Regions from separate parts of the Homo sapiens genome. Here regions 1 and 3 are each linked to region 2. A link is a loop called in an ENCODE intact Hi-C map of the cell type or tissue named here. Cell type or tissue: A673. All regions are shown on one strand. Links, peaks and the distances in the headings refer to the core of each region. The heading gives the core; the rest is flanking DNA. Region 1 holds the start of ARX (aristaless related homeobox). Region 2 overlaps POLA1 (DNA polymerase alpha 1, catalytic subunit). Region 3 overlaps POLA1 (DNA polymerase alpha 1, catalytic subunit).

Region 1 (10,457 bases), core at 1,543-9,542, 180 kb after region 2:
TCCCCTGGCTGCCTGCCCCCCACCCCCAAACATATGGGCATTACCATTCCATCACCCCCTGGAGTGCCAACTATTTGACTGAAAATGCAAAAACACGAAGCACATTACCAGATATAGGATATTATCTATTATATCATACTACATTCGTGTGTGACAACCAAGGGTGGCTTCAAGTCTACAAACCTGGGTACACAGGTTCTCTCTCACTGTCTTAAGCCAGAGTTAGACAACACACACACACATACACACACACACACTGCTTATACCCTGTTTTGTCCTAATATTAAGTGGGATAGGAACTCAGCACTTAACTAAGAAAATATTTTTCTGTCCTCTTGGTTTCCTTCTGCCTTCTTTTTAAAAATTTCTCTTCCCTCCTTCTTCCTTCTTCTCTTTCCAGCTCTATGCCTTTCCCTCCATCTCTCTCTCCCCCGCCTTCCTCCCTCCATCATCCCCTTGGGTCACACTCCCCATTACCCTCTGCAGGTATGTTAAGCTTGTTAAGAGTTCAGTGGGGTAATTTTTCGATTAAACAAAATTCTGCGCACCTCCTGACTCCAATGCCCACTACAAACCCTGCCCATCTCAGGGGAAGTCAATTTAACTGAAACCCTACCCCATCATTGCAGTTATTACTGCGACAATTAAGGCAAATAGGAAACCATTAAGATGCTGTAAAACGGCTTACAACCTGTTTACCGAAAATATGACCGCGCCGAGAATAATTGGCCCTCCGGCTCGCTAATATGAAAGAGCGGGGCCGCCGAAGCCTGGGACCTGGGGTTGCCCTGCCGGTAGGCCCCCAGTCCACACCTGAAACTTCAGCACCAGAGGTAAACCGTCTCCATAAGTGCCCTCCGTTGCCGTTGCCCCCAGCTACAGTGGGCATCAGCAAATCTAAAGCGGCACTCCAGGCTGGCTCAGGGCCGGAGCCAAGGGGCTCAAACCCCTGGGTTGGAAAGAGGTGGGGGTGGGGCGGGGAAGAGGAGCTGCCCCTCCTCGTGCACTTCGGTCCTCCCCCGCCCCTAAGCCCGCCAGAAGCTAAGAAAGGGCGGACGTGGATGCCAACTGACACCAGCTCAGTTTCTTCTTTGGAAATACACACGTACGATAAACGCAAAACGCTGGTCGGCCAATTCGCTATTTGACAGCACACATAGGTTTTCAAACTTATTTCCTTTTTTAAAGATAAGGAAAGGACTGGGTGACACAGGGGAAGACCAAGTGTAGCCCAAGGGATGACCAGGTTTAAGTGCCTTTGCCTGGCATTAAGTCTGCTCTTTTCTGTTTCTGGTTGGGAGAGAGTTAGGCAATTGCCAGGCCAACTACATTTTGGAGTAGCTCGGCCTCCCGAGCCCTAAGCAGCGATTTCTCCTCTGGTTCAAAGGGGCGGGCAGCATTCCCCTTCTAAAATGCACATTGAAAAGCTGCGCACGTCTCCTTCGAAGGAACTGCCCGCGCTTGACAAGCCCCGCGCTAGGCAGTCACCGATCCCTTTCTCCCCCTCACTGGGGGACGTTTGCCCTAAGACTGGCTCCTCGCCTGAGCTGAGAACTTGGCCTTGGGGTGGGAGAGAAGGATCCCTACCCGGGCCGGCGCCCCAGGTGGTGAATAAGCTGGGGCCGAGGGTCCAGTCATCACACAGGCACATGTTTCCCAGAAAAACAAGTGGGAGGTGGAGCGTGACCAGGTCGAACACCCGGCTTGGACACTGATCCAAAGAGAAAATTCCCCCAACTGCTTTGTCTACTCCCTGCCAGGCTTCCAGCAATCATTGTCCACCCGGTAAACCCGTTTACATTAAACGCACGGTGGGTTTAATATGTGTGTCGGGAGAGGACAGAGAGTAGAAGGGGAGATTCTGGCTGGGGCCCCTCAGGTGTTCAGACACCAAACACTGCCCAGTTCTGACTTCCTTTGGTTATTTCAGGAGTCCTGAAACGACAGAACTCGGATCTTTTTAAAGGCCTTCTCCGCTGGCACGGGCTCCAGCTTCACTGCGAACTGCGTAACTGATACCCACCAGGCCCCTGGGGCACCAGGCGGGGGTGGCGAGCGCACAGCACAGCGACCAAAAATAGCCCCTGCTTTGCTCTGTCTGCGGACAGCGCTTCCTGAGCCTCGCCGGGGACCTAGCCGGGACCGCAGCTCCGGAGGCCTTGTGTCTGTGCCCTCTGCTGTGCGCGCGTCTCCAAGGTGGCGCTTTCGGGCGCTCTTTGGAGAGGCTGTTTCTTTTCCTCTCTCTAACTAAAACTTGTAATTTGAAAACATTAAACTGCAACGACCTTGGGAAGAAGATAAACCATTCCAGCCTAAACTTAAAGCCCGAACCGGGGTGGGGGTCGGGGGAGTGGGTAGTTTGGGTGAGCAAGGGTGGGTGTGTTGGGAGGGCGCTCTTCCACAGAGTCCAGGAGCCAAGCGTCCGCCCCGAGGCCGGGGCCCCTGCCAGCCCGCTGTCCCTCCCTGGGGCCCGCGTGCGCTCTCTGCCGCTGCGACCGCGACCACCCTACGCGCATACCTGGTGAAGACGTCCGGGTAGTGCGTCTTCTGGAAGGCCCGCTCCAGTTCCTCCAGCTGGTAGCTGGTGAACGTGGTGCGGTAGCGCCTCTGTTTGCGTTTCAGCAGCCCCTCCTCCGAGTCGCTGCCCGCAGAGAGGCACACGCTGTCCTCGCCGTCCTTGCCCTCAGCGTCTTCCGGGTGCAGCAGCAGCTCCTCCTTGGGTGACAGCTCCCCGCCCTCTGTGGCCACTGCAGCGGCAGCTGCTGCGGCCACGGCGCCAGTGGCGGCCACAGGACAGCGCCGGGGCTCCTTGAGCAGCGCGCGGGCGTCGTCCTCCAGCAGCTCCTCCTCGTCGTCCTCCAGCAGTTCCTCTTCCTCGTCCTCATCTTCTTCGTCCTCCAGCAGCTCCTCCTCGTCGTCCTCGGTGCCGGTGCCACCACCCGCAGCCGGGGCGCTGCCCGGGCCGCCGGCCACGCCGAGGCGCTCCTCCGGGTGCGTGACGCCCCCCGGGCCGCCCAGCTCGTCCAGCGCGGGCGGCGGCGGCACGAAGGGCGCCCCGTTCTCGCGGTACGACTTGCTGCGGCTGATGCTCACCTGCGGCGCCTGGCTGATCTTGAGCGTGTCCCAGGCCGCGGCGGCCGCGGCCGCGGCTGCCGCGGCGGCCCCTGCGCCGTCCGGCCGTTCCCCGGGCCGCGCGGTTGGCGGTGGCGGCGGAGGGGCCTCCCCGCGTGGACCCGCCGTGGCCGTGGCGGCCGCTGCCGCCGCCGCCGCCGCCGCCGCCGCCGCCGCTGCCGCACCCTGAAGGAGGCGGCCCCCGCCCGGGCCGTACAGGCGCCGCAGCTTGGGCGGCAGGTGCAGCTCGGCCTCGAACGGGGCGCTGCTGCTCTTAGGGGAGCCTGCGGGCAAGGGAGAGCTATCAGCCAGCCGGCCGGCCGGGGAGTCCCAGCCAGGGCTGCTGCCGGGGCCCGCCCGCAGTTGCTCCCCCAGTGCCTAGGCCCAGGCGTGCGGGGACCGCGCACCACCAGACTTCGACGCCTTGGCCTCTTTCTCCACTTTTCTTGCTTTTTCTTTTTCTTTCTTTCTCTCCTTCTCCCTTTCTCTGGGTTCCTTCTTTTTTCCCCTTTCCTCTCCCTTCTTTCCGTTCCCTCTCTCACTCTCCCCCTTTTATTTCCTATCTTCCTTCCCTTATCTATTCCTCTTGCCCCTCTCTCCCTTCCTTTTCTCTCCTTACCTTTTTTCTTTTTCTTTCTCCCCCTCCCTTCTTTTCCTCACCTCTCTTTCTCCTTCTCTCCCCCTTTCTTTCTCTTTTTGCAGGCTTTCTCTCCCCTCTCTCCTTCTTTCTTCTTTATTCCTTTCTCTTTCCCCTTTCCTACTCTCTCATTTTTATTTCCCTTCCCACGTCGGGGCAGAGGAAAATCCGAAAACATTCTACAACTTTAAAAGAAAATCACCACTATCCTGAAAACTTTGCGCATGACCTCTGCCCGCTGCTCCACCATGAGGGCAAGGGTTGGCAAGAGGGGTGCAGCCCTGAAGGCGACCGCTGCGGGGCGGGGTGGGGGAAAGCGGCCCTGTGGCCCCAAGTGCAGGCCGCGCCCCAACAGCCCACAGCGGGAGAGGGTGGGGGGGCTTCTTGCACAAAAAGGCAAAGAAAAATCATCCTGGCAAAAATGTTCTGGGAAAGGTCTGGGGCAGAGAGGGAGTGGGAGTGCAGCAGGCGCAGGCCGCTCCTTCCTTTTGAGGAAGCGCCTGGCATAGGTGCCACTGCAGGCTAAAAAAAGAAAAGAAAAAAGTCAGTTTTATTTAAATGCCCCCTTCTCAACCGTCTGCTCCTGCCATCCAAATTGCGCTATGGCCGGACCGCTGGTTTTTGGATTTTAAAAGAAACCAACAGTTCTTTCCTTTCCCTGCGACACCTCTGCAGCAAGCTCGAGGCGAAACTTGAGGATAACAGGTTCGGGGTAAAAGGACATTTGTTCTGGAATTTTTAATTTCAGAAAAAAATAAAATATTTTAAACAGCTCGTCTATTTTAAAAAATAAAATAGCAGAGAAAAAATTAGCATCCAGAAGTCACACATTTCATACATTTTAAATACATTAAGGAGCATTTGGAGAATCCCAGGAAGATGTTTTCTGCAAAGCTTGGGTTTAAAAGGTCACAAGTAATCTGCAATTAAAAAAATAAAACCAAAACATTGCATATACAGAAATCTTCCAAAGAGGAAAGGCCAAGGCTCACTCAGCCTGGAGACCCCGATTCACCAGCTTTTGGGCTTCTTGTCTTCATCAAGTTGGTGCTACAAGGGTCCACCGGCCATCTACTGTTTCTGACCTGTCGCCGCTCTTCAGAGCACACCCAAGGCCACCAAAAGGGGCATTTAAACAACCTAACGATCAACACCGAAAAGCTAAAGGCTCCCTAAGCGAAAACGGGCCTTTTTCTGGAAGCAGGGAGGGAGGGAGGGAGAGACAGCCCTGGCTAGATGTTTAACGCTCTTTGAGGCAGCAGGCCTCAGAGTTATGCCCTCTCCTTCCTTCCTCTCCAAATTGACAATTCCAGGCCACTGGCCCCCGAACACCAAACATCCAAATCAGGGCCCAATGCCCTTAGTAAGTGCCTGACGGGAGCATCCTTACCTTGCACGGCCTTTTCCGGGTCGGCGCGGCTGGTCAGCGGAGCAGGCAAGCTCTGCGCGGCTCCCAGCAACCGCATTTTGCACGGGCTCCTCCGGCCCAGGATGCTGTCGATGCAGTAGGAGGAGAGCAAAGTTGGAGATTTACTTTTGCACTCGGGCCTCTCGGAGCAGCCCTCCTCCTGGTACTGATTGCTCATGGCTGGGGCTTTTTCCCAGGGCGCAGAGAGCGGATCGCCGGCTGCCTCTCCCGGAGGGTGGGATGGATGGGTGTGTGTTGGGGGTGGGGTTAGATAGCGGGTTATAACGGATATTATTGCGATCTTTGTGCCTTTCTGCCTCCCTTGGTTGCCGGCTGCCGGCTCCCGCCCTGCCCGCGGCCCGAGCTCGCCCTCTCCGCGCTCAGGACAAGCGGTAACAAGTGTAGTGAGCAGCGGGCGCTGAGCTCTGGAGTCTCTCTCCTCCACGTGCTGAGAGGCGCCCTCTGATTGGCTCTCGCCAGAGGCCGGGCTGCGTCGGCCTGTGGGCGCGGCGCAAAGCCCGGACTGGATTCCAGAGGGGCAGGCGGGGGTGGGGGCAGCGGGCACGCACCAGAGCCAATTTTCCTTTTCTTTCTTTCTTTTTTTAAGTTACCAATTTTCTAAGTCCGCTATCCTCTTCCTGCAGCTCCTCCTTTGACCCTTTAGTGTTGGCCGAAGTTCTAGCTTATTGGGATGCCAGGCCTGTGAATGCCATCTGGGTGGCGTGCGCCCCTTCCACCAACCCGAGGACCTCGCTCCCTGGAGGCGAGGCCTCGAGGCTCACGTTCAGACTCACTCGGCACTTTTCAAAGCCGATATTGGGCTCCCAGGACACCGCCTTGACCTCCCTGGCGCTCAATTGCCGTCCTCTCTAGGCCGGACGGGCGTCGGGGGGCCAGGGTGACCGCCCCAAGCAAACATCTGCCGTCTGGGAGTTCGCTTTTCTCTTGCGGCCCAAGGCATTGCGCTGTCTATCTTCACCCTGAGCCCGACTGTGTCTCTCTTGTTTGTAGCGTCCCCCAACCGCTCTCCTCTCCGTTTTAAACTCTGGAATGGGAAAAAGCCTCCTTACAGACAAAGCTCTGCCATAGGCGCGCGGCCTTCCCTAGAGCATTTACTGGGTGGGAAGGGACAGGCGAGTATCAGCAGCGAGGAGGGGCGACTGGGGACGAGTCTGGGGGCCTCCTCTTTCTCCCTGGACTCTCTTCCCTCTTTCCCCCACAAATTCGTATCTGTTAGGCCTTCACCCTGAGGCTGTTCACCTTCCAATCGCAGCTAGGGAGCAGAACCCTCAGGGATCCCTGACCTCTCCAGGGTGGAAGGAACCCAAATTCGGCTGCAGCCAAATCTAAGCGTCTAAAATTCTGAATTCTCATGACCTGGCTCCCTTGAGCAAAGGTGAGAGAGTGAACCTTAGAGAGAGCGCCTTTCTTCCCAAACAGTTTCCAGCGCCGAGAACTAAAACCCAACTCCAACTGATGTTGGGTCGAGCCTGGGCCAGCACGGACGCCTTCCCTGCCTGGGTGCAGGTTCCCAGGGATTTCCAGGGGCCCCAACGCTGGCAGAATTGGGGCGAAGGTGGTGGGTGAGAGAGGGGCCAGGGAGGGGGAATCCACGCCGGGTTTTCCTCTCTCAACTCCCTTCAATGTGTCAAAGAGAAAAGCATTTTACAAAGGATTATACTTGAATCACTTACAGTCAGTATTTAAAAATACAAGGATGCATAACTGGGATTTTTTTTTTTCAGCCATAAACATCTGCATAACTCTTGGATGCTGGTGGGTGGGTAGCAGACAGATCGGGCTGCCTCCGCAGGAAACTTCAAGACAAAACTGGGGGGAGGGGATGAAGGGTTGGGAACAGGCACATTAATAATGCGAATACTAATACTGATACTACTACTACTATTAAAGACAGGACAAAAAGAATTCCTCTGTCCCTCTCTCTCTCTCTCTCTGGCTTTTAGCTTAATTCTCATCCGTTTTTTTCTGCACTTGGATGATAGGGCGGGCTGTGGTGGGGAGCGGAGGAGAACCCGAGCCATCGCTGACATTTGATTTTCCTTTAAGCCCTCTCTGCGATTCAAAGTCACCTGGGATCTCTCCTTGCCTTTCCCGCATTCTTCCTTTTCCATCCCCACCAAGAGTTCGGTGTTTTTACACCGTCCGGTTCAGCTTTAAACTAACATTCTGCGCGCTGATTTCCTCCCACATTCCCTCCCCCGGCCCCGAAAGCCCATTCCAGGCGCGCGGGTCTCATCGCAGCCAAGAGGAGTAAAGACACTTCGGTTTCCTCCTAGCCTCCAGCCGCGGACCCTCGCGGGCGTCCCTGCGGCTTGGTGGTTGGGAGAGACGGAGGCACTTTTCCCTCCCCGGCGGGCCCCGCGTTGGAAATCCACAAGACCCGGCTGCCGGGTGGCTCAGTGACTTCAGAGTCGGCTCCGCACACGCAGGGAGTGGGCTGAAAATGAGTCCAAGAAAGATCGTGTTAAACAAAAACACAAATGCACAAATCATTTCTGAGAGCCCAACGGAGTTTCAGCTCTCTGGGTGGAAGACTTCTTTGCCTCCATCCCCCCTCCTCCCCCTTGTGCAGCTGTTCTTCTTTTAAAAGAAGTCGGACTTTCTGCTGGGGTGTATTCTAATTTTAATCATCCACTGTAAAAGGGGAGGTTAACAAAGAATTTCTGATTCTGACTTAATGATCCCTGGAATTAGATCTAATTCTATTAATGGAATATAAAGTGTTTTCGGGGGAGACCTGTGTGAAAACACTAGTTTTATTTGTTCTGTTATTTTATTTATTTTTGTTATTTTCTAATCAATCTTCCCAAGTGAGGATGCTATTGGGAAACACGTCCATTCACCTCGGGGAGAAGGGCCTGACCTAGCTCACTCTACACCCAGTGGCCCTGAGACCACCTTTGTCACAATCCAATACCCAACTTCAAAAATCTACAATTAACTTTTGCTATTTCTAAGAGATTAAATTTAAAAAATTACAGAAAACTTTTCTAAGGTGCTGGGTAGAGAGACATAAGACTGTGCTGTGGTCTCCACAATGCCTAATCAGGATATGGGATTATATATATATATATATATATATAAAATATGTTATTCTATATATCATTTTAGAAACAAAATTATGCGTCTAATATCTAGGAAGAGGGTAACTGATGTGTTGAGTGGGCAGACTTTTAAGAATTGGGCTATAGGATTACGTATGAAAGAACTTACAGTTTAGCCCAATTTAATTTTACTTTGCCAGGAAAACGACACTTCACTTTCTTTTTGCCTCACTTTTACTCACTAATCAAAAGTAATTGCATTTTAGTGATAATATCATTCTTGTTTGTACTTTGTTATTCACAAGTCCTGGCTCCTCTAATCTTTGGGGTCTGTAGCTGTTGGTTTGCTTTTCCTGGTCTGCTTGGAAAACAATGGTTTGCAGTTTATCTGCTTTTAAAATCAATCACTAAATAAAAATGACAATAATGGCTGGAAGTGAAGGTCACATGTGTTTAGAACTGTTGTTTATGGTGAAAAATGGGGCTTGTTCCTAGAACTGGAAATAATAATTTACCTAGAAGAGGAGAGTGGAAGGAGAAACCCCTTTCTTTTCTGAGAGCTAATTCTACATTATAGTTTTAAAATTACATTTGCAAGAAATGTGGAATAAGGGGGGGTGGCAGTTAGATGTCATTATCCAGAAAAAAAAAATGTTTGGAAGAGAGTTAACCTCACATACTTTTCATTTGAGATGTTTTAATTTATTGTGCAATATACACATAGATAAATCAAGCTGTGATGGGCTTCCAGTTGCACCGGACGGCTCAGGTCCCCTTAAATTACGATCAGCCTCTTCAAAACATATATTTAAACAATAGAAATAAACTTCATTGGAATCTAGCGACCAATTTGGAAGCCACTGGAAGAGAAGACAATAAGACCTGATTACACGCAAGGATTCTCTGTGATGTGATATCCCTTTTGCCAAGTCATTTTGCTGTTTTATTTATTTAATTTCTTTTTTTTTTTTAAACAAACTTTCATTCATTTATGGTCTTCCGCAACCTGCTAATTTAACACTGGAGCGCGTTATTGCAGTGTTAGGAGGAGAGAAAGAGAGAGAGAAAACAACAATACTGCAATGATCCAAATGATACAGTAGAATTATAGCAATTATAGTTCTACTTGTGGAAGAAAACCTTGCTGAGATCAGGCAAACAAACTGAAGCCTTGTGAGGATAACAAGCGTCGGGATTGACAGCCGGTGCTGGGAAGAGCCGGAGGGCACAAACAGAAATATTTGCTTCCCCCCACCCCCCCTTAACTCCAACCAGTCAAGGTTAACCTCCTCAAACGCTGCTTTCAGAGTCTTATCCACTTCAGGGTATGCATTTTATGCACAAATCGAGGTGTCTCCTCCTGGAAGTCTGGTAATAGGAGGAAGTGTAACATAATCCGCTTGCCTAGAACTTGCCCCTCGCCTTCTTGGCCTCCTGCGTGCTCTCCACTTCCTACCCTGCCTCAGTTCTCCCCACGGCTGTTGGGATCTCTCTGTGGACGGTGTTTATTTGTTGATGTATTTTCAAAGAAACAGCCCGTGGAAAGGTCCAAAGGGACTGATAGAACTTGGATTTCCTGGGAAGACTCTGTCGCGTTTGCTAATCCTTCCCTCTTCGCCGTGTCCTCCTCCTAAGCCGTGGGTTCCACAGTTAGGGCTTGGCTGGGAGAGGTTTGTTGGGAAGCAGCTTTTTTGGAAGCCTCCCGAGGACCACGGCCGAGCCCTCAAGGTATGGACGCGTGAGTGTGATGGCTATGTTAGGACAACTCCCCTTATTTGCAAACTTCCTCACTTTCTGTTGCCCGTCAGCAGCCGGGGGAGGGGGTGGGGGAGCAAGAACTAGAGAGGAAAGAGACCCCCTCACCGCCACCACCATCAGCCATCCGGGCGGCAGCCGAGGCTTTTTCAAGCTTTGCTCCAAGCATAAAGCTGGACGAGATGGTCGCAGCCTCCTGTCTGCTCTCAGAAGAGGGGGTGTGTGTCCCCTCCCACGGGCGAGAAGCAGGTGGTTGGGCTCTGAGCTCTCACGGAGTTCCTTGGCGGGAGTTCCCCATCTCCTGCCGCACCCATCCCTCCAGGTTTCCAGACCTGAGAGAGAGGGAAACTTTACTGTGCCCTGTAATCACCACCATCTGCTTTCTCCTCTCCTCCGCCGGACGGCGGGACCCCGCCTGCGGCCAGGGTCGAGGCGTCCCCGGTGCAGCGTTGACTCAGTAGCTGCTGCTCCGGGCGACCCT
Region 2 (10,457 bases), core at 744-8,743:
CCTCTTTCCCACCTTCCCCTATTATTTTGAAGTATATCCTATATATTTATTTTGTGTGTTAATATTTCATTTTGCATTTCCTTTTTTTTTTTTTTAGAGACAAAGAGTCTCACTCTGTCACCCAGGCTGGAGTGCAGTGGTGCGATCTCGGATCACGACAACCTCTGCCTCCCAGGTTCAAGCGATTCTCCTGCCTTAGCCTCCTGAGTAGCTGGGATCGCAGGCATGCGCCACCACCCCCGGCTGATTTTGTTTTGTATTTTTAGTAGAGACGGGGTTTCACCGTGCTGGCCAGGCTGTTCTTGAACTCCTGACCTCAGGTGATTCTCCTGCCTTGACCTCCCAGAGTGCTGCGATTACAGGCGTGAGTCAGTGCGCCCGGCCCATTTTGCATTTCTAAAAGAAAAGATTCCCCTTTTCAGCATAACTACATTATTATCACATCACACCAAAAAACCTCACAATTCCTTCATTTCATCTAATTTCCAACAAGTGTTTATATTTCCGTGATTGCACTATGAATACACTTTTTTTAAAAAGCTCCTTGTTTGGATTGGAATCCAGTCAGGGTCAACTTGGTAGTTAATTTCTATTTTTTTTTTTCCTTTGTTGATCCTCCCAGTTTGTTAATTAAAGAAACTGGGCTTTTTGTCCTATAGAATTTTTCTCATTCTGGAGTTTACTGATCACATCCTGGTGGTATCTTTTAACATGTTCCTCTGTCTCCTATGTTTCCTATAAATAGTTAGATCTAAAGATGTGATTATATTTAGGCTCAATTTATTTTATTTTATATTTTCTAAAATATAAAATACACACTTCTTCCTAGGCAATGGGGTTTATGTCTATTTGAGTTTCAATGCATTTTGCAACAAATTCATAGATGTTTCATAAGAAATATTTAGAATGCAATTTTCTCACCTTTCCAAGTGTGAATTTTTCATAGTATAACATGCATACAGAAAAGTACACAAAACCTAACTAAACTGCTTGATAAATTTTCACAAGGTCATCATGCACTAGTGTAGTCATTACTGAGCTCAAGAAACAGTACATTACTACATTCCCAGAAGGCCCCTCATGTCTCCTAGAAATGATCCTCTACATACCTGGCATCTAATAACATAGATGAGGTGGATTTTTGGGGATATTACACAAATTGCGTCTTTGTTCTTTGTGTCTAGACTACTTTTACTGAATATTGTTTGTGAGATTCATCCATGTGGTTGTCCTTCCTTTCTGTAAATTCTGTATAATATTTCATTGTCTGAATATACCACACTGTATGGCTATCTACTGGAGGTACACCTATGAGTTGTTTCCACATTTGAGGTATTTTGAATAGTGCTGCTTTGAGAGTTGTTGTACAGGTCCTCTGTCAAACGTAAGCATGTATTTTTCTTGGGGATGTACTAAGGAGAATTGCTAGGCCATCAGGGACATGTATGTTTACTTTTAGTAGATTCTGCCAGTTTTCCAAAGCGGTTCTACTCGTTTACACTTCCTACTAGCAGTGTTTGGGTGCTCCACATTCTTACCAACACTTGGTAAGATAGTGTTTTCCATCTTCATTTTACATGGTGGCATAGAGTTGTGGTTTTAATTTGTATTTCTTTGATGACTAATGAAGTTGAACACCTTTTCACATGCTTCTTGGCCATTGGAGTATTTCCTTTCGTGAGGTGCCTGTTCAAGTCTTTGTCTGTTGTCCTGTTGGCTTTTCTTTTTCTTATTGATTTGCAGGCATTTCCTATGTGTTCTAATTACGAGTCTTTTGGAAGTATATATTACAGTTTGAGTATCCGTTATCTGAAATGCTTACGACCAGAAGTGTTTGGGATTTTTTCGGATTTTGTAATATTTGCATATAGATAATTAGCTATCTTAGAGATGAGACCCAAGCCTAAACATGAAGTTCATTTATGTTTTATATACATCTTATACACGTAGCCTGAAGGCAGTTTTATACAATATTTTAAAAAATTTTGTGCCTGAAACAAAGTTTTGACTGCAACTCATCACATGAGGTCAGGTGTGGAATTTTTCACTCGTGGTATCATGTTGGCACTCAAAACGTTTCAAATTTTGGAGGATTTCAGATTTTTGGATTAGGGATGTTCAACCTACACAAACATCTTTTCCTATTTGGCATGCTTTTTAAGAGTATAATTCACATAATTTACCATAAAATGCTAAAATCTTGAGTATTATACAATCAGTTATCTAGGCACAGACACAGAACATTTTCATCACTCCAGAATGTTCCCTCGTGCCTCTTCCCAGTCAGCACCTCTGTTATAGTAGCAATCGCTCATCTGAAATCTATCAGTATAAGTTAGTTTTGCCTATTCAAGATTTTCGTATAAATGGTTTCCTACAGTATATACTCTTTTTGTGTGCAACTTCTTTCACTTAGCATGGTATTTTTGAGATTCATCTGTCTTGTTGCATGTAGCAGTATTCACTCTTTCATTGCTGAGTAGTATTAGCTGAGTAGTATTATGGTAGATTATACCAGTTAATCCATTCACTTGTTGATGGACATCTAGAGTGTTTCCATTTTTGGCTATTATGAATAAAGCTGCTATGAGCATTCTGTGGATATAGCATTCACCATTTGAAAATTATTTTTTTCTTTAATCATACTAAATTTTCAGTTCGCATATTGTCCTCTAAGATGTCCAGATATATGAAAGCCTGGACTCATGCAAAAGATAAATGGTTTACTTCCTCTAAGAAATTTTTACAAAAAAATTTCACTCAATGGGATTCTGTTAATTAGCTTCCCTCATAGATTAAATGATCCATATTACAAACAACTGCTTGTAAATACCAGTTACTCCCTTTACTCATTTGGAATTTCATTTATGTGGATTTTCCCTCTTCCCCACTTGCATGAACATATGTAAGGGTTTTACTGTAGTTATTTGCTGTTGCACTAATAGAGACCTTGTCTTTTGAAGGAAGGAAAGTATTTGATTAAATGTATCAGCCTCTCTAATAACAATATGTCTCAAGTTATGAACAGTTTAAAAACTCCTTGGGAGTGGGGGCAGGTGAACATTCTAAAAACAGGCATAATTTACAATGGTTAGAAAGTGCAATGGTAGAAAAATAATTTTGTGCTAAATGTCACACTGGGGGTGTGTGTGATAAGGCTATGGTGACTTAAGTAAAGACAGTACTGCTAAACTCATACACCCTGATGCCTATGATGTTACTTTCTATAAATACTTCTTGAAACATGAGAGTTTTGATCCTGTTGCCAAAATAATGTGAGATCCTAGAAATTTTCTAATTATAAATGACAGTATTTTAATTTCATTCCACTGCCTCTTTTGTACCCTCAACCCCAGCACAAATGAGTCCATCACTACAAGCCACATAATTGAATTAAAGCATACATCATCTCAGCCTATTCTGGGGGGAAACCACGGCTGCTCTTCCTCCAGATAACTAGTTTTGCAAAGCCCAGGCAGGCTGCTTCTTCCTTCATTCTGTGCCTCACCAAAAGACTTAAGTCACCTGTCAAGAGCTAGCCTAAAAGAAATGGAAGTTACTTTTCTCAAATGGGGCATAAAGTTTGTTCCTTTAAGCCAGTTCAGAGAAAGCTTTCAGTAGAAGCAATAAGGAATTTGGGATTCAGTTTTGCATTTCTTGCTCAAAGACTAATGTACGCAGTGTAACATTAATTATACGGTGTAGATGCATGTAGGGCAAGTGCAGTAATAAAGATTTTGCTTTAATGTCATTTTTGACAGAAGTGTTTAATTTTGGAGTGACAACAATTAAAAATGGAATTATATGTAGCTGCTGTTTTGCACATTTTAAAATTCAGAATCTCTACCTGTAGGTGGCAGCACCAGATACTTGTTTCTTGTTTCACTCCAGACTTAATGAGTTTAGGGTATAAGCAGTAAAACTTTAAAGTCTACTGAAACTTCGAAATAAGCTGCTGTTACCAGTTTTGTGAGAATTTGGAAAAACTAATGTATGTGTTGACTAAGTTTGGGGCTTATTTAACCCTGGATTTTCACCTTTTCAAAAAAGATTCCAGCAGCAATGATCCTTACTTTTTTAACATGACATTGTATGTTTTCTTAAAATGATTTAATTTAGCCCTCTGTGGTTTGCCTGTTGAACTTATAACTGCTCTCCCAAGAAAATAACTTTTTAATGGCATTTTGGTATTTAAGTAACTTGTACAAGGATCATTATATACCTAATATTTTAAGCTCATTACAGTCTCTTCTCCCTTTATATTTTTACATTTTAGCATTGAACTATGACCAAGAGACTATTGAGATTGAAGCTCCTTCCCCTGGGGAAAAAAAAAATCACCTTGGGAATAAATCTGAAGTAATTAGCTGAGCCAGTTGACTTTGTTACTGCCATGGGAAGATTGAGTGATTTGTAGAAATGGATATTTAGGGTAGACATTTAGAGTAGACATTTCACAGGGCCTGGTATTTTTCGCAAGTTGCAGCCAGTCGTTTGGGTGTTTCTCCATGAGTAAGTAACAAGATGGCCCACACCCACTTTTAGCTTACTCTGCAGGCAGGCTGTCCCGGGTCAGTGCTTGCAGGTTCATGCACTCAGGTGCACCAAGTGAGCCATGGCTGGTGGGGAGGGGTAGAGAGTAGCTCCTCTTGGTTCCTTTTCGTAGCCTGGCCAATTTTGTATATGTGCAAACCAGCATTGTTTTGTTCCTTTATTTTTGGACTGTGAAAGAAACTTGCCTTTTAGAAAAATCTTGCTTATTTTCTTTTTCCTTATCTTTTGATTAGTGTTGGCCTGGGAAATTGATTAATAGTCATAGGGTCAGAGAAAAAGTGAAGCTGCTTTCTCATAATTGCAAATAAATCAAAACATTATGTGAATACTTGGATTCACAACTAGAGTTTGAATTAGCGACAGTTACCCCTCACTACAGAGATGAACTGGCCTCATTCAGCGGTGTGGTCTCTCTCAATTCCTCTGACCATCCTTAGCTTTAAATGTGAGAGTATATGTATTCCCACATAATTCTCTAATTTACTATTTCTCTTAGGGGTTAGGTAACTTGTAAAATAAGAATGTATAGTGTCTTGGTGACAAGTGGCCCATGTTAACATAATTTATGTCACTAATGAAGAACAGCTTTTCAAATTGTTCTGAATGTGTATTCTTTGTTTTTATCATATACTACCACTTTAGGAAATACTTTAATTCCTACAACGAGTAGCTATTAACTTCATATGCAGCATGAACATGTCTCATATAGTTTTCTAAATGCATAATCTTGAGCGAGTACAGTCTGGATTAAATGATGTTCATTCACTATTTTATTTTTTCATTGAAATGACATTTATTTAGTGCTTGCCACGCAGTAGGCAGCGTTGAACTCGGTTTGTTCTATATTATCCAATTTAAACTTCAAAAGTGTATGATCAGTGATGCTACCTCCGTTTCGCAGGTGAGAAAAGTGAGACTCTGTGTCTCAGTTGTCTTATTCTTTGTTTGGCCCCTTTCAACTGTGAAGAGTCAGCCTCCAGTATTTTATAATTACTAGATGTCGCTTGACAGCTGACCAAATAGGATTTAGGATTCTGTCACTGAATTCTGAATGCATCTGTTAGATTTATCTACCTATGTAGCTGTTGATAAATTTTAAACAATTTTTAGATATTTTTGGTATTTGTGAGCTTTTGGCTTAGTGACTGTTTTATATTACTTATTTACCTTTATACTAAAATAAGATAGTTTTCTCTTAGATTTCCAAAAGCTTTTCCTTAGATTTCCAAAAGATAGAAATATTGTCTCTTATAATCTTTTCTTGAAAGCATCCCTTAGCAATCCCTAAAATTCTAAGAAACAGTGTAGAATAATTATTTTTAAGTATAAATTCAAATAGTAAATTTTGGCACACATGTTTTGACCAAGGGTAAATTAAATTGGTTGGCCTAAAAATGTTTCTTTTCTTTAATTAGTTTGTGGAAACAAAATAGCATAAACATGCATTGATTGATTTCTTATGTTGTTTTGAATGAAATATGGAAGGTATATTTGGTTTCAGGATTCTCAGGGACATTTTGGCCTGTAGAATCTGTAGACCCATTGTTTTTGCACATATTTTAAATTTCTGAATTTCGAACATCAAGAAAACCATGTTGCATTTTGTCTCAGATGCTGCTACTGAATTTTAACCACTGAATTAGATTGCAACCTACATGCTGTTAACTACTGAGCCAAGATGAAATCGACTACTGCATTGAAATCAGGGTTAGCTGTGTCTGCACTTGAAGGAGTTGTAATGGCAGTGAACCTGTTTTCTTTAATGGGATTTTTATTCCCTGATTTTATTCTCAGTTTTAATTGTGACTTTGATTTTAAGAGAATTTCTTAGTACACATTTATTTGAGGTTTTCATTGTAACTTTAAGAGAATAATAAAAAACATCCTATCGAAGTAGGTGCTTCCAAACCCATATGTTCAGTGGCATATTTCTGTGTTGTGTTGTTGCAGTTACTTGTTTTATTTATAAAGTATCTCTTGTAAAAAGAGAAGTCATTTGTCCATGTGCTTTTGAGTTCAAATGGTTGTGTGTATGTGCATGAATTTAAAATAATTTTTTGTGGGAGTTTTCTTCTTTGGGGTATTTTTGGAATACTTTTCTGAATTTGTTTTTTTCTTTTACATTAATAGGACTTGACCCCACCCAATTTAGAGTTCATCATTATCATAAAGATGAAGAGAATGATGCTCTACTTGGTGGCCCAGCACAGCTCACTGATGAAGAGAAATACAGGGACTGTGAAAGATTCAAATGTCCATGCCCTACATGTGGAACTGAGAATATTTATGATAATGTCTTTGATGGTTCGGTTAGTTGTTTCTGTCTTTCATTTTGTGAGTGAACTTGTATAAAGGCCTTACCCCCTTCCCCCACTATGGGGTATATAAAAAGGGCGAAATAAACACACACATGTTGCTTTCATGTGTTTAAAGAATTTTAGCATCATGTGAAATCTACCTTCACAGCTTGCTTTTATTTCTGTTTGAAAACTCTTACTTGAATGTGCTTGAATATTGTTTTGGCTTCCTAGAGTGCTTGACCTTGGTTTTTAAGTGGAATCCCTTAAAAATTCTAAATTATCTTAAAGTATTTTTATTATAATTTCTTAATTAGTAACCTGTATTGTCCCACTGTCAACCCCCATCTATTAAGACTTAGACCAATATTTTTCCTTATCTTAAATCAAGTTACTGGGAACTAAGTGTTTTGGGAAAGTTTGTGTTTGTCTTTACACATCCCACTTACCTCCATTTTGCAAAGGTACTCTTATCTTTTCTGCTGTCTTTGCATATTAGACATTTAAAAAGTCACAGGGAGACATTCCTTTCAAGAAGTACTGCCAAAAAATGTATTATTGACCTTGGATCAGAGCTTGAAACTTGGCCAATTTACTTGATTTCCACTGCAGTGTTATGCATGTACTAGCCATTGGCAAAGGAATAGGCAGCAGAACTGTGTAAAACCTTGAAACTGAAAGAAAAGACGCCCTTTATCTAAATTAAAAGTAATTATTTTAAGTTAATTTGGACAAACAGCAGATGTTTTGCATTTTTTTGAATCAAAACAAAGCAGTCTTTGGAAGCAAGTGCAAGGAAGAGGCAGACACAGATCAGCAATACTTGCTAAATCCTTGAGTTTTGCTTCATTACAGCTGTAAATAAGATAGTTAATTGCATGGAGGCTTGACGACTTGCAGATGGGCTAACTGTGGAAGAGCCGATGTCAAGCTCTGAAATCTCTTCCACCTGGAATTGCTTAGCGTGGCGGGTAGGGTTATGTACCAGATTGGAGCAGGAAACCAAGATGTTTAAGTATCAGAAAGGAAAACAAATGCTTCAGAAATCCCAACAGTTTTGCTATATATTACATTTGCCTTGTCTTTGTTTAAAACAAAACACAACAAAACAAAATGTTTTCTCCAAATATTAATATTTATTTATTTCAAATTTTTACTTCTCCTGCCTCCCTCCCCCAATACACTTCATTTTTTGGAAAAATTGCCAAAATTTTAGATTTGCTAAGCAGACAGTAAGTGATACTGTTTTTGTGGTACTACACTTTTAACTTTTAGACTTTATTTTTAAAATTAACTTGACAAGATGAAAACAAACTAATGTGATAAAGGCTCTTGTTTTTCTTCAAGTTTGTAATGAATAAATACAAATTTAAAGTTTTTAATCAGTATCTCTGAGAAAGAGGTTTATTTCCAGTAACATGACTTCACTGGTATTTACAGAGGGAAAATTATTTTATCCATAGAGTCCCTCGTATAGTGAATGTAAAATAGTGATTTCAGGGTTTTCCCTTTGACTTTGCACTCCATTATGATGATGGCAAGGAATGGAAGGTATGTATGACTAAAGCGGTCTTTGGGAGGAAAATAATTGAGAAGATAGGGTTAACAACTCACCAATAAAACGAATTAAGAATATTCAACACTAGGACAGCATGTAAGTTTTTAAGCACAAAAACCCTTTTATAGCCTCACAGTAATTTTTTGTATACTTCTCCTGACTTATGTAGGGAACAGATATGGAGCCCAGCTTGTATCGTTGCAGTAACATCGATTGTAAGGCTTCACCTCTGACCTTTACAGTACAACTGAGCAACAAATTGATCATGGACATTAGACGTTTCATTAAAAAGTACTATGATGTAAGTATCCATAATGATATTCTTACATACACAACTTATTGAGGTTTGGTACTTGTTTATTGGTTTTCATGAAACTAAAATTTTGAAAAGACTTTTGGGAAAAATTCCTAGTGAAATACTATTAATACAAATATGATAAAGTATGTAATTTTGGCATATTAGCATGACAAATTATTTGATAATTTCTCTCAGGCATTACATCTCTTTCATTTACGAGCAGTATTTTAAATAATGAAATTTTTACTTCTTTTAGAAAAAGCCAGAATATAATTAAGAAATGTTTTAGTTTATTGTTACCTAAATAAGACTAATTAAATGATTGCTTAGATCTTTGGATAAAGGAAGAAAAAAATCACTATTGGCTATTGTCAGCAAGTAGAGCCATAAGATCGTGTGTAGTGATCTTAGTGGACTGCCCACACAAAACTAATACTTTGTGTTTATGTAGCACTCTAAACGACTCCATACCCTAGTTTTTTGAGGAAATCAAATATCTTTTAAATTTAAATGCAGTTTTTCTGGCATTCAAAAGAGAATATCTAATTTTTATAAATTTATAGTAAAAATGCCAGAACAGTGAGTGATTTGTCTTCATTGGAAAGAAGGCTTTTATTCAGAGTTTTTGTTTTTAACGCATTTCACATGAATTAGTTTTTTTCTCTTCAAAAATTAAAAATTTCACATTTCCCACGTGATTTTTCTTAGTGTTTCAGTATGTCATTTGTCATCTAAACAAATTTTCTGTTACTTGAAAGTTTACTGTAACTTCTTTTTAAAAGCTACATTGGCAACACATTTCAAAAAAAAAAAAAAGCTCATGTCTTAGTTAAGGCCTATGACTTTTCTAAAGATTGTTCTGTACTTTTTACTCGTATTAGTTAACATATAATAGCATTTTCTTCTTTAAAATAGAACTCATTATGTGAAAAGTAACTATCAGATCATTAAGATGAAGAGTAAAAACATAGAGTTCCAGTATTATGATTTTGGTGTTGAATATATTTATCAGAAAAGCAAGTCAGTTTGCCTAAAGATTATTAAAAAATAATAATTATGACTACATTTTGGGAAAATCTGAAACATTTTAGTGAATAATCCTGTGCTGCCCTTACTGAACAGTGGATGGGAATAAAAGTTGGCTGTGGGGTCACATTCCTCAGTAGGTGAGATGTGCAGCACATGAAAATTTAGGCCAAATCAAAACTATTCAGCTCCTCATTTACAGGCCTCATTGAACAGAGTATGATCCTTGCTTGACTCTTGGGAAGAATTCTGAGCTTTCTCTCTGTGTTTAGTCTATCAAGATCTTCACCATGGAAATGTTAATACTAGAAGAAACTTATCTATTTCCTTCTTTAAGAGGGAATAGTCTGTTTTGACTAAGTTGCAAATACTCTGAAAAATGATCTTCTGTATAGCTAGAAATATGCCCTGACTGAAAGACTGATTTCTAACCTAATTGTGTGTATGTTGTGGTGGTGGTTATATAAGTATTTTTCAAGCTAAATAACCTACTTTTAGGGATCCAGATATTTAACACAAGGTTTCTAGAGCATTTGCTTTAATTGTTTTTTTGCCAGCCATCTCACTAACATCAAGTAACAGGTTTTTGTAGTTAACTGCCCACTTGATTGACATTTCTAAGGGATTTCTGATCAAAATAGCCATATGTCACTCCTGGGGTTAAAAATTGATATGACTGTCTTGAAAATTAGGAACTTATTTCTCTACTTTCTGATCTGAATTA
Region 3 (10,457 bases), core at 836-8,835, 160 kb after region 2:
TCCCAGACTCAGATCATTAGAACTTTCAAATTGTCTTTCTGTTGCAGCCCCCCTCTCTTTTTCCACCCCTTTTGGGCATTTTAATTCTCTATAAAACCTGTGGTTGTTCTTTAAAGGACAACTTATGTAATTCAGAAAAGGTTGTGGAGAGCAAATGCGAATGTATAGCCAAGAAACAAAAATCTGGAGTCTGAGTTTTCGTTTTCCGGGTGTTTTGTAGACTTCCCGTGTTGCTGTTGTTGGAGGTTTGCTTTCTGTGAGTGGCGCGCTCTCCCCTCCGTGTTTCCTTCCTGACCGGTTCCTATCGGGAGGTGCTGGGCAGCCTTGCTGCTCCCAGGCCCTTTGGCACAGGCCAGCATCTTATGGGGGCGGAGGCCTCACCTCAGGATCAGCTGATGTCTGAGGCCTGCAAATTTCTATGTGGGAGTAGTGATGTAGTGGCAGGGGGAGTGGGCAGAAGTGAGCCTCTCCTCAGGTGCGGGCTGGGGGTTCTGGCTACCTGGGTTTGCGTGTCTACAACTCTGATTACCTGCTGTGTAACCTTGGGTAAGTGACTTAACCTCCCAGTTTCCTCAGCCATCAAATGGGGATTGGGGGTGGGGGGGGCGCGGGGAAAGCAGCCTCTCCAGACACCTTACCAGGTTCCTGAACACAGCGTCATCCCCCACGTGATCACTCTCTTCACCCAAAAGATCAGACCTGAGCATCACAGCCCCACTGCTCCTTTAAAAGAACAACATGTAGGGCCGGGCGCAGTGGCTCACGCCTGGAATCCCAGCACTTTGGGAGGCCAAGGCAGGAGAATCACTTGAACCCGGGAGGCGGAGGTTGCGGTGAGCCGAGATCGCGCCACTGCACTCCAGACTGGGCAACAAGAGCAAACCTCTGTCTCAAAAAAAAAAAAAGAAAGAAAAAAAACAACATGTAGAAGTAGCAGGCTCTGGGAAGGGAAAGGAGAGGGGTCTTTTCTCTGGCTGGTAGCATCCTGCTCAGAAGGGAAAGGCCAGGGATGAATGGGTTAAAGGAGCAGGAGTGCCGCATACCCTGAGTTCACACAGTGTGGACAAAGAAGAGCAAAGAAATCTTGGCCATGGACAGACAGGTGCCCTCGGGGCCGCTCACCTCTCGCCTCTTTCAGCAAAGGAAATTTTGTTTAGCAGAGGGACTTGGGCTGGAGGGACTAGAAAATGCTTACTAGGCCCAGCTGATCTGGGGAGTTGGGGCTGGAAGGCACCAGAGGCCATAGCTCCCTTTGAGACTAGGTGTTTCCTGCCACGTCCAGACTTCGCAAGCAGTTGCATGCATGTGCTCGCAGCGCCGGTGAAAGTGGCGTCTGCGAGTAGAGCTCACCTTGTCTGCTGCACATGAGGGTGCACCTGCAGTTCACATCAGTAGAGGGTGGCCCTGTCCCCCAGTGCACTGAGTCAGCTAGGTGCTGAGAGGCGGACAGACAGGGGAAAGGAAGAAAAGCTTTCACAGAGGAATGGTCGGCGGGGGCTGCATCTGACTGGCCCCAGGGGTAGACCAGAGATAAGATGGTGGAGATACAAATGGAATCAGCATCCCCTTCTCTGGTGGAATACTGAATGTTCTTTAAAGAAACTACCTGAGACTTCTAATCTCTCTCTCTCTCTTTTTAGATAAATTGAAGAAGCAATTTTTTACCCCCAAAGTTCTGCAGGACTACAGAAAACTCAAGAACACAGCAGAGCAATTCTTGTCCCGAAGTGGCTACTCCGAAGTGAATCTGAGCAAACTCTTCGCTGGTTGTGCCGTGAAATCCTAAGGGAATCCCAGGAGTAACCAAGGAGGGGGTAGTTGAAAAATCCCAGCTTCCTCTGTGCCTCCACTCTGGCCCTAAATGCTCCTCCAGCATCTGTTTCTCCCTTGGGACTGTGTCTCATGTTTGTGTGAATGTAGACCAGGAAAGGGGGCTGCAAAAATGTTGAGTCTAATGTTCGTAAGCATCATAGAAATTCCTGTCTTCATATTAAGATGTACTGCTTTAAAACACAACTCCAGAGCCCCTCCCCAAGCTCCCCTCCCCAAGCTCCTGAAGACCCGGTTTCTGAGGGAGGGAAATTGCTACTTGGATTGAGAGTAGCTGGAATGTAAGTGACCCCAGGCTTTGCCTCAGGGCCTTTAGCCTATGTCCCCCCCACATAAAGAGAGCTTCTCAGAGCCTGACTGAAGAGCTGACGTTTTGCTTTTTCATATGCCAATTAAACCCGGTCTAAATCCAAATGCTTCTCCAGCCATCCAGGAGTGGCTGTCCTTTTCAGTCTTGTCTTTTATATAGGTAGCTGAGGGGGAAGATTTAGAAGCCTTGCACTCACTAAATAGATTAAACAGAGCAGGCTTGTTTGTTGAATTGCTCCAAAGTCCAACAGACACACACTGAGCAGGTGTTTTACACTCACATTCCCTTTTTGCCCCTTAAATAGAAAGTGCAGGTAAAGGTTTATACAACAAGAAAGCACATTGAAAATAATTTGATACTCTAACAATCCATTAACATGTGTAGGGGTTACGGTGAGGATCACTGTGTTGTATTCAGAAAAACGGGGAGAGGGATGCTTAATTGGCCCTGGCGCTTGCTATTTTTTTCTCATTTCTTCACAATAGGACCGTCTTTGGCAGCAGCAAAATGTATTTCAGTATGGCAGTCTTTCCTCTCTTACATTATTGGTAAGATTATACTAACAAAATGTTTCCCCTTGTACAATTATGCTGTGTTTTTAAAAAACATTGACCTGTGTGTTTTTATAAAAGAAAAAGTATGTTGTGCCTTCTTCTTAAGAATAAAGTTTTCTAAAGGGAAAGCAGTTGTGGTGAATCCTTACCAGGTGCAAAGAGTTGACTAGAGAGGCAGCAAGGAGTAAAATGTGAGTAGAGCCAGTTGCTGTGGCACACACCTGTAGTCCTGGCTACTCGGGAGGTGGAGGCAGGAGGATGGCTTGAGCCCAGGAGTTCAAAGCAGACTGGGCAACATAGTGAGGCCCCCACCTCTAAATACATACACACGTACATACATATACATATACATATACATATACATATACATATACATACACACACACATATATATATATACACACACATATATATACACATATATATATATATGACTAGAGGCCATCCCCTTTTCAAACCTCAGCCCAGTTTCTTCATAGCCACCTCTATCAGAACCCAGCTCAGGAGTGCACAGCATGATATTTGGTCGAATGTTCTGAGAAGCATTCAGAATTTCTGTGACTTTAGGTCATTTAAGAGATGAAGTATGGTTTCTTACGTGCTTTGCTGACTTAGAGAGCCAAGCCAAGAGCCCAGCAGCATCTCTTTTTGAAGAGCAAGGCCTAGGGCTCCTGAGACAAAGGCGCCCCCTAAAAAAGGTCCCCCTAGTGAAGGAATACTGATGGGTTAAGCAGTGGAGATGAAGCTGCCTTTTATGTTGCTTTTTCTTTTTATTTCTCCTCCTCACCTCCCCTCTGGCTCCCATCCCTCTCCTTTCTCCTCCTGCTCTTAGACTGAGATTCTAAGTAGAAACACTGTGGGTTTCGAGCCCTGTCAGTTAATTAACTAACTTGCTACTGTGTAAGCTCTGCAGCCTGTCACAAACTGGAGCACCCAAGGTGCTTCAGGAACTAAGGGATTAATGTGTTTTTATTGCTCCCCTGGTCAACTCTTTCAGTAATTGCTATTCTCACATAAGGTTAGAGAGATGGTTTTCTAAAGTGTGCTTTCTGAAGGGGAGTCATGTTTTCCTTGATTTCTGGGATCTGGGATTATATTAAATATAAATAGTTACCCTGAACTTGGTCATCAGGAAACTCCAAGAGACTCAAGTAACTTCTCACTGGATTGTTTCTTGTCCCTGCCTCTAGATTATAAACACCCTGGGGGCAAGGACCATTTCTCTAGAATGTGAGGCATTTCTAAGTACTGTCCCCGAAAAAAGCTAATGCAGCAGTTGATGTTTTCTTATTGGGATCTGTTAGAACTCTAGGCACCTAAGGATTCCAGAATTTTGTGGAAAGTTGAAACTGCAACTTTAAGAATTCCAGTGAATCTCTGTTAGAAGTTGGGAGTATCACATACTTATTTTTCTCTGAGAGATGTTTCTACTCCTTGATTTGTGTGGTTGATAGTGCACCCAGCAGAACTGATGCGGAAACTTTGCCCATCTTATTTGTAAGGGGAGAGGTGACCTGCAGGTCTCCATGGACTCCGGCACGTGTCCTAAACTCAAATTCTAAAAGTGAATGGATGAAGCAAACCAGGTTCACACTAGAGTGAGTGGCAGGGACTGTGGCAAACAGGAGTGAGCAGGTCCTGTCCAAAGGGGCCAGCAGCTACTCAGTGATGCTGGGAGGGACAGGGCCCAGTATGGCCACATGATCGAGTTTTCAAGAGAAGCCAGGAATCCAAATATTCCACAAAGCTTACTGATTTCTAAACCTTGACAACTAATTTTTTAAAATGAAACTTTAAACTCTGTGTGGGCCAGAGTAAACCTCTGGGCCAAAGTTTATCTGGGCCAGTTGGGAAATTATACCCTAAAAGAACCCTGCTCTTCTCAGAGCCCCCTGCCTCTGGAAAGGGCACTTTTTCTGTTTAATTTAGGAACTAGGATTTTACCTGTAGCAGATACTTGTACACAAGCTTATCTTGGACACAATCTGCTAACCCTCCACTCTTCTACATATAAGGTGCATAGAGGGGGGCCAGAAGTGGAAAATCCCACAGAGTATGCTTGATAAGATTTTAATTTGTCCAGAAAACAGATGGAGTTAATCTTGTGACTGTTGCCCAGGATGTGGGGGTTAATCAAAGTTCCAAGACTGGAATTTGGGAGAAGTTGAAAGGGAATGAATTCACTGCCCCTCACCATCACCCCTTTCTCCAGCCCTTACTACCTCTTACCTCCAACACACACACCATGCTCCTCAATATACTTCTTCAAACATCATTTAAAATTAGTTTGGCGGAAGATGCAACAGTAAGGAAACTCCAAAAACAGATTTTCCTGTTTGTTTTAGGGTTTTAAGAAAAACACCAAGCCCCAGACCCTCTTGTCAGGATGCCCGACCCTTTAATTCGATGCTCCCATCCCAAATTTAAAGCTGCCATTCCCTGCTCCTCACTGTCTCTCTCCCGCCCCCTCTTTCTTCTCTCTCTCTGTCTCTCTCTCTCTTTCTCACCCCCTCTCACCTAAATATTTCTTAATTGAACAGTTTGTGGTGGAGCTTCCTTATAGCAGTTTAATAGATTAACTCATCTCAGCCAGCCTCAAATTTCAGATTAAAATTCCTTCATCCCGAAGGCAGCATTATCAGGTTGTTGGAGGCTGTTTTCAAACCTTGGTTTTGAATAGCAGCGGCTCTGCATTAATTTAACCACTAAGCTAATAAGTAGGTTTCGTTTTGTTATGCTAAGCTTTATTGCTTTTCTTTTGATCAGAATGGTGTTGTTGAGCAAAGCAGCAGACAAGGCATTCTTTGATGAGGGAATTAGCGCTCCATTCTTCCTCTATTATTCATAGCGCAGTGGAATATGTAAGTACCTGAGGGTGTCAAAGGAGCGCAGGTTCTATTGCAAAGTGCTCGCCTTGTTTCTCTCAATAGCTGACTATGAGATGATAAACCGCTTAATACACTGTGCTAATTGGATGAGAGCAAAAAGAGATGGGAATTAAGGCGAGGCAAAAGGAGAAAGTGCAACCAGCCTTCAATTCACTCTTTCACCACTTTAACAGCACCAAAGGAGGCACAAGCTTTCTATAAGCAGACTAGAGGTTTTGTGCAGAGATAAAATGAACGTGTTAGTGGATTCAAGTAATACACTAATTATTGCACAGTATAAATACCACTACTGGTTTTATAACAGGGAGGTAAACTTCTTTTGAGAGGGTTATAGGATTGCTTGGCAGTGGTGTAGAACCTAATAAGGGCCCAGAGTAATAACCCCCTGGATTAACAAAATTGCTGCTTGTAGAAGTATGATTCAGGCTTTTACGAAGATTTCCGGAGAATGAATAAAAATGACTGAATGACATTTCTTAATGTATAACCGGTAATCACTCCCATATCTTTAAAGGAAAAAAATGTATACTTCAAACTGGACCCTTAATAATGTCCAGGGAGGGATAACAAGACTTCTTCCTTTGAAAAATGCTTCCCCCCACCCCACGCCCCCGCCCGCTCTCCCCACCGTCAGGTAGTGGGTTTTCTTCTTCCTGTCCCCCAGCCAGGCTGTCACTCTCAGTGAAATATGCAGTTGTTCTGGGGACTTCTGTGTTCCAAAATATTATTTTAGGCCCCATTTAAGACCCCCTTCATTCAGACACACTCACTTTTGGGTATACACATAAACACATGCTCATGGACTTTTTTTTCTCCTAAAGCAAGTTGGGCTAACCTATTATAATTTGTTTTTCTCTCACATCAGCCCCTTTTGTCACTCTAGTAAGATCACATTTAAAAGGATACTAAAAAGAGAACTACAGGTGCTTTGGCTCTTGATACTACAAATCAAAAACAACGTTAGCCCCAGTTGGGTGGGGGGTGATTAGTACCTGAAAAAAAATGGGAAACTGTTCCGAGCCAATTTCAGCATGGACTTTAGTTTAAGTCTGAGTTTCAAGTCCCAAGGAGGCCCAAAGTTTCTCAACAGTCACTCTCCCTAATTATTCCACTTACCTCCCCACACACCTAAGATGCCCGCCCTGACTACTGTCCACAGTTCGGGCCATGGGTAGTTGGTGATGGAAGGACACCTCTGATAATATTATGCCAAATGCGCCCTTTTTGCCTTCCAGGACCTCCTCCAGATCTGGCTAACCTGTCTGAAAATGTAGCAAATTAACTTACTCCTTTCCCTCAACCCTCCCACAGAGGCCTGTCCCAGGCTTCAATTACCCCTCACCCCAAGATGCTGTGGGGGTGGCCCTGGGAAAGCAGGTGTTGGGCCATTCTGCCTTGGGTGTGATAGGACACAGCCATGCCCTGAACTGGGCCCTCGCAAACTCCCTGGGGCTCTGCATGTCCTCCATGGTGGAAGAGGTTTGCTTAAGGTTGGGGGGGGGGGGTCAGCCGCTCCCAGCATTGTGACCAAGTTCCCAGATATTGGGGCCAAATTGGGTTGCCATTCATTAATAATGCTCACAATAAGATTAAATCATTCTGGAAAATCTCATAAAATCCCCCTAAGTACGCTCCAGTGGCTCTTTCCAATCCCCATCATTCAGCACTTGGGGAGGTTTGGAAGGAGAAGAAAATTGGTTTCTTTGCTTTTAATGCTGCTTTGAAAAGATACTCAGAGTTTTTCATGCGTGACATGTCACATGTTTAATGTGGACTTGCTGGAAGTCAGGGGGTCTTTAGCGTGTGATATTTATGGGGAATATTAAGTGCAGAATGAGGTCCCTCCAGCTGGGGAAAGTTGAAAGAATAGGAGGCCCAGGACTGGGCTTGTTTGCAGCATCAGAATGACATAGGATTAAGAGTTTGTAAAACAAGGCGAGGGGTTCTCATTGGCCAGTAATAAATGTAATCCTTGGAGGTAATTTCACGCAATTTGCTTCTGTTCCATGGAAGGGTCAAATGAGAAAAAATGACTTAAAAAAGAGTTCATTAACAGGAAGAATGGTACTGTTTCTCGTATACCATCCAACTAGCAGCCTAGAGGGGGGAAAAGAAGCCCTACTAAACAAAAAGGCAAAATCGACGCAAAATTGATATCGACCACAACACACACACACACACACAGACACACACACACACACACACACCCAACTCCTTTCCCTCAGTCTTCTCCAGCAGTCCCGTCTCCTCCCCAAACTCTCCAGCGGCCCTGACCACCCCAGGAAAGCGGCTTTCACTCAGGGAGAGCCTGTGGATGTGGAGTCTGAGGGTTTTAGACTCTCAGACCTCCAGTAAGGCCCTAGAAAGTTCCCACCGGGCCTACTAAACCCGGGAACGGAGTGTGTGGTAGGAATGGTAGTTGGCGGCCGCTCCCCATACCCCAGGCCGGGGCCCTTCTTGCGAGTGCCGCCCCCGTGAGTCCAGGGCTAGCGTTGGGTGGCGGTGATCCACCCGACGACCCAAGTGCCAGAAGCGGCCACCAGCCGGCGAGCCGGTTCCGTGAGCTCTCCAACGTTTCGGGCGGGCGGGGTCTCCGGGCGTCTGGACCCGGGGTTGGAGAGGAGGGGATTGAAGTTGGGGGTGAAGGGGGGTGCAGGATAGGAGGCGAGCCCGGGACGTGCGGGCTCCAGCGCCGAAGCTGCCGGGCGGGCTGCCCACACCCAGGTGGGCACAGCGCCTGGCAGGCCGCTGACCTCTGCCCAACCCTGCACCCTCCCCTCGGCCGCGCACACTTGCGCCCTGGGCCGCGAGGGGACCCGGCCCCCCTCCTCCAGGGCGCGCGCGGAGCCCGACGGCCCCAGCCCAGAGAGGCACCCGCGCCCCCCGCGGCGACCGACTGGCCGGCGGCGGCGGCGGCGTGGCGGGGCTGCCGGCCCCAGCTCCGCAATCGCGGTAGTCACGCCGCGGCACCCCCGCACCCCTCCCGCCTGCCCCTCTCCCCAAAGGTCCGGCGCGCTAATTACAGCAAATTGAAACTAATTAAGCTTCTCTTCCCTTTCCCATCACCCTGGGAGCGTCGGCGAGACCCAGCCCCCGCGGGCGGGCTTCCACCAAGCGGTCACCCGGAGGGGCGCGGGCAGGGCCCGGGGGAGGGAGAAGCTGCGGTCCCCGCCGCGAGGAGGGAGGCGTGCGCCGAGGTGGTTAAGGATTGCAAATCTGTTTGGGTCTCCTCACGAAATCTGAGTTGTTTAGATTTTTTTAAATGTATACATTTACCAATGCCTGGATAAGTGATGTAATGACATTTGTCGAGTTAAGATCTGCCATTTGGATACCCCTCGCTGCCTTTCCATCACTACTGCTCCCGCATGTTTCTCTCTCTCTCCCTCCCTCTCTCTCTCTCTCACACACACACGCACACACAACACAATACACACACACACTCCCTCCTCCCTGCGAACATGCCGTGGAGCCCGCCCCCTCGGAAGGGAGCGCCTGGGCTTCTCGCTCTCGCCATTACCTGTCATCTCGGACTGCGCACTTCACTTCCTGGCTACGTGGCACTTTCCAACAGCTCCCTTCGCCTTCCGAGCCAAGACTCCCGCTTGCTTCAAATTTCTGACTCCACCGTCAACAACGCCCACCATCCACCCACCCATCCTGGAACCCACCCCACCTCCGTGGCCCGGGACCCCCAGCTCCCGCTGTGACACGACCCGGGAGAGCCCAGGTGCGCGTGGAAAGTACCGCGGCGGCGTCCTTAACCTTCGTAGGAAATCCGGTTCCCTTTGAGGATCGGATTCAAACCAGGGGCCTCTGCCAGGAAAACGCGTGTGCAGATAATCCCAGGAGATGCCTGGACGCTGGAGCCCACCCTTGACTCCCGGGGGGTGGGGGTGGGGGCTTCTACTGTCCCCTCAGCGCCTGTATGGAGCATTCACACTTCGTTTTGTTAAACATATAATTTTTTTATTTTGAGCGTGACACTTCTCCACTAGATAGCAAGGAAAAGTGGTAACAATTACACATTACACAAAAGTACTGTACCATTGCCTTTATCTTGAAGGTTTCGGAAGCCTCTACAGTTAATAAGTTAAATAAAGGGCTTGAGTACATAAATATTTGTCTAGGAACCCTACCGTATCTACAACACAGTAAGAATCTACGGGAGGACAAACTTTTACCATACCACGCTGAGTGCAATTGCGTTATAACATTTCAAATATACAAAGCTCTGTTCTTTTTTTTTTTTTTTTAATAACAATGGTATGTACAGAATCAATAATCACAGTTTGGTGACTTCAACAGTCCATATTCTAGCAGAGTATTATTTCCCTTTGGTTTGATATAAAAACCTTGGTTGGTGTATGATAAAGAAGAGAACAAGAACAAGACGCCCCTTTCCTTTAAGTGCACTGTTAGCTATCTTACAGGCTCGCATTTGCTTCCCGGGCCCTGGCTTCACGCTGGGGCCCTCGCTGGGGAGATCAACTTCGAGCGCCAAAATGCTATTTAAAAAAAAAAAAGAAAGAAAGAAAGAAAGAAAAGAAAGGCTAAGTGGGGTGTCAGGAGGAAGAGGTTGGGCTTTTTAAATTTTTTACTTCAATATCAGGCGTCTGGGGGAGAAAACCTCCCCGATATTTTCAGGAAAGTAAGAACAAGAGAGAGTGGATGTTGGAGTTGGAGCGAGGTTGGCAGTAGCAGGGGCAGGGGCAGGGGCGGGTGGACAGCCAGCCGAGGAGGTGCCACGTCCCGGAGCGCCGAGGGCTGCCATGCCCGCATCCAGACTGCTGTGAAGGCGGCTGCGCTCTCTCAGTGCCGTCTCGGGAGTGTGCTGGTCCTCTGTTTCCATTTGGTCTTGAGTGGTGCTGAGTG

Evidence for each region. A loop is a pair of places that touch in the nucleus more often than their neighbours do. Peaks named below come from ENCODE experiments on the same cell type or tissue, not always from the same donor. Only the 100,000 strongest peaks of a DNase experiment are listed, where the experiment ranks them.
Region 1: a loop joins it to region 2, with 2.6 times the contacts of the local background. A loop is called at or near these places in 31 of 110 quality-filtered maps.
Region 3: it touches region 2 in a loop (2.3-fold over the local background); 8 of 110 quality-filtered maps call a loop at or near these places.

The regions. Positions count from the first base shown.
Region 1 is chrX:25,010,404-25,020,860 of GRCh38, forward strand. It overlaps ARX (aristaless related homeobox), which reads right to left and starts at 5,562. Exons shown (of 5, transcript NM_139058.3): 1 at 5,139-5,562; 2 at 2,519-3,395. The coding sequence starts at 5,334. RefSeq lists an enhancer at 10,189-10,457. In A673, for the core only: no CTCF peak of the experiment used is centred there; DNase peaks (open chromatin) are centred at 2,646, 5,618, 6,822 and 7,548; H3K4me3 peaks cover 6,087 bases; H3K27ac peaks cover 6,892 bases.
Region 2 is chrX:24,834,968-24,845,424 of GRCh38, forward strand. POLA1 (DNA polymerase alpha 1, catalytic subunit) reads left to right here. Exons shown (of 37, transcript NM_001330360.2): 33 at 6,685-6,863; 34 at 8,579-8,710. Among named protein-coding and RNA genes, the nearest start is that of POLA1, 150 kb to the left of the region's middle. In A673, for the core only: a CTCF peak has its summit at 3,845 (motif pointing right); a DNase peak (open chromatin) is centred at 3,874; H3K27ac peaks cover 340 bases.
Region 3 is chrX:24,994,165-25,004,621 of GRCh38, forward strand. POLA1 (DNA polymerase alpha 1, catalytic subunit) reads left to right here. Exons shown (of 37, transcript NM_001330360.2): 37 at 1,641-2,822. The coding sequence ends at 1,786. It overlaps ARX (aristaless related homeobox), which reads right to left. Exons shown (of 5, transcript NM_139058.3): 5 at 9,530-10,457. Among named protein-coding and RNA genes, the nearest start is that of ARX, 17 kb to the right of the region's middle. RefSeq lists enhancers at 4,786-6,475, 4,891-5,391, 5,392-5,892, 6,590-8,251, 8,736-9,270 and 1 more. In A673, for the core only: no CTCF peak of the experiment used is centred there; DNase peaks (open chromatin) are centred at 5,707 and 5,806; H3K4me3 peaks cover 806 bases.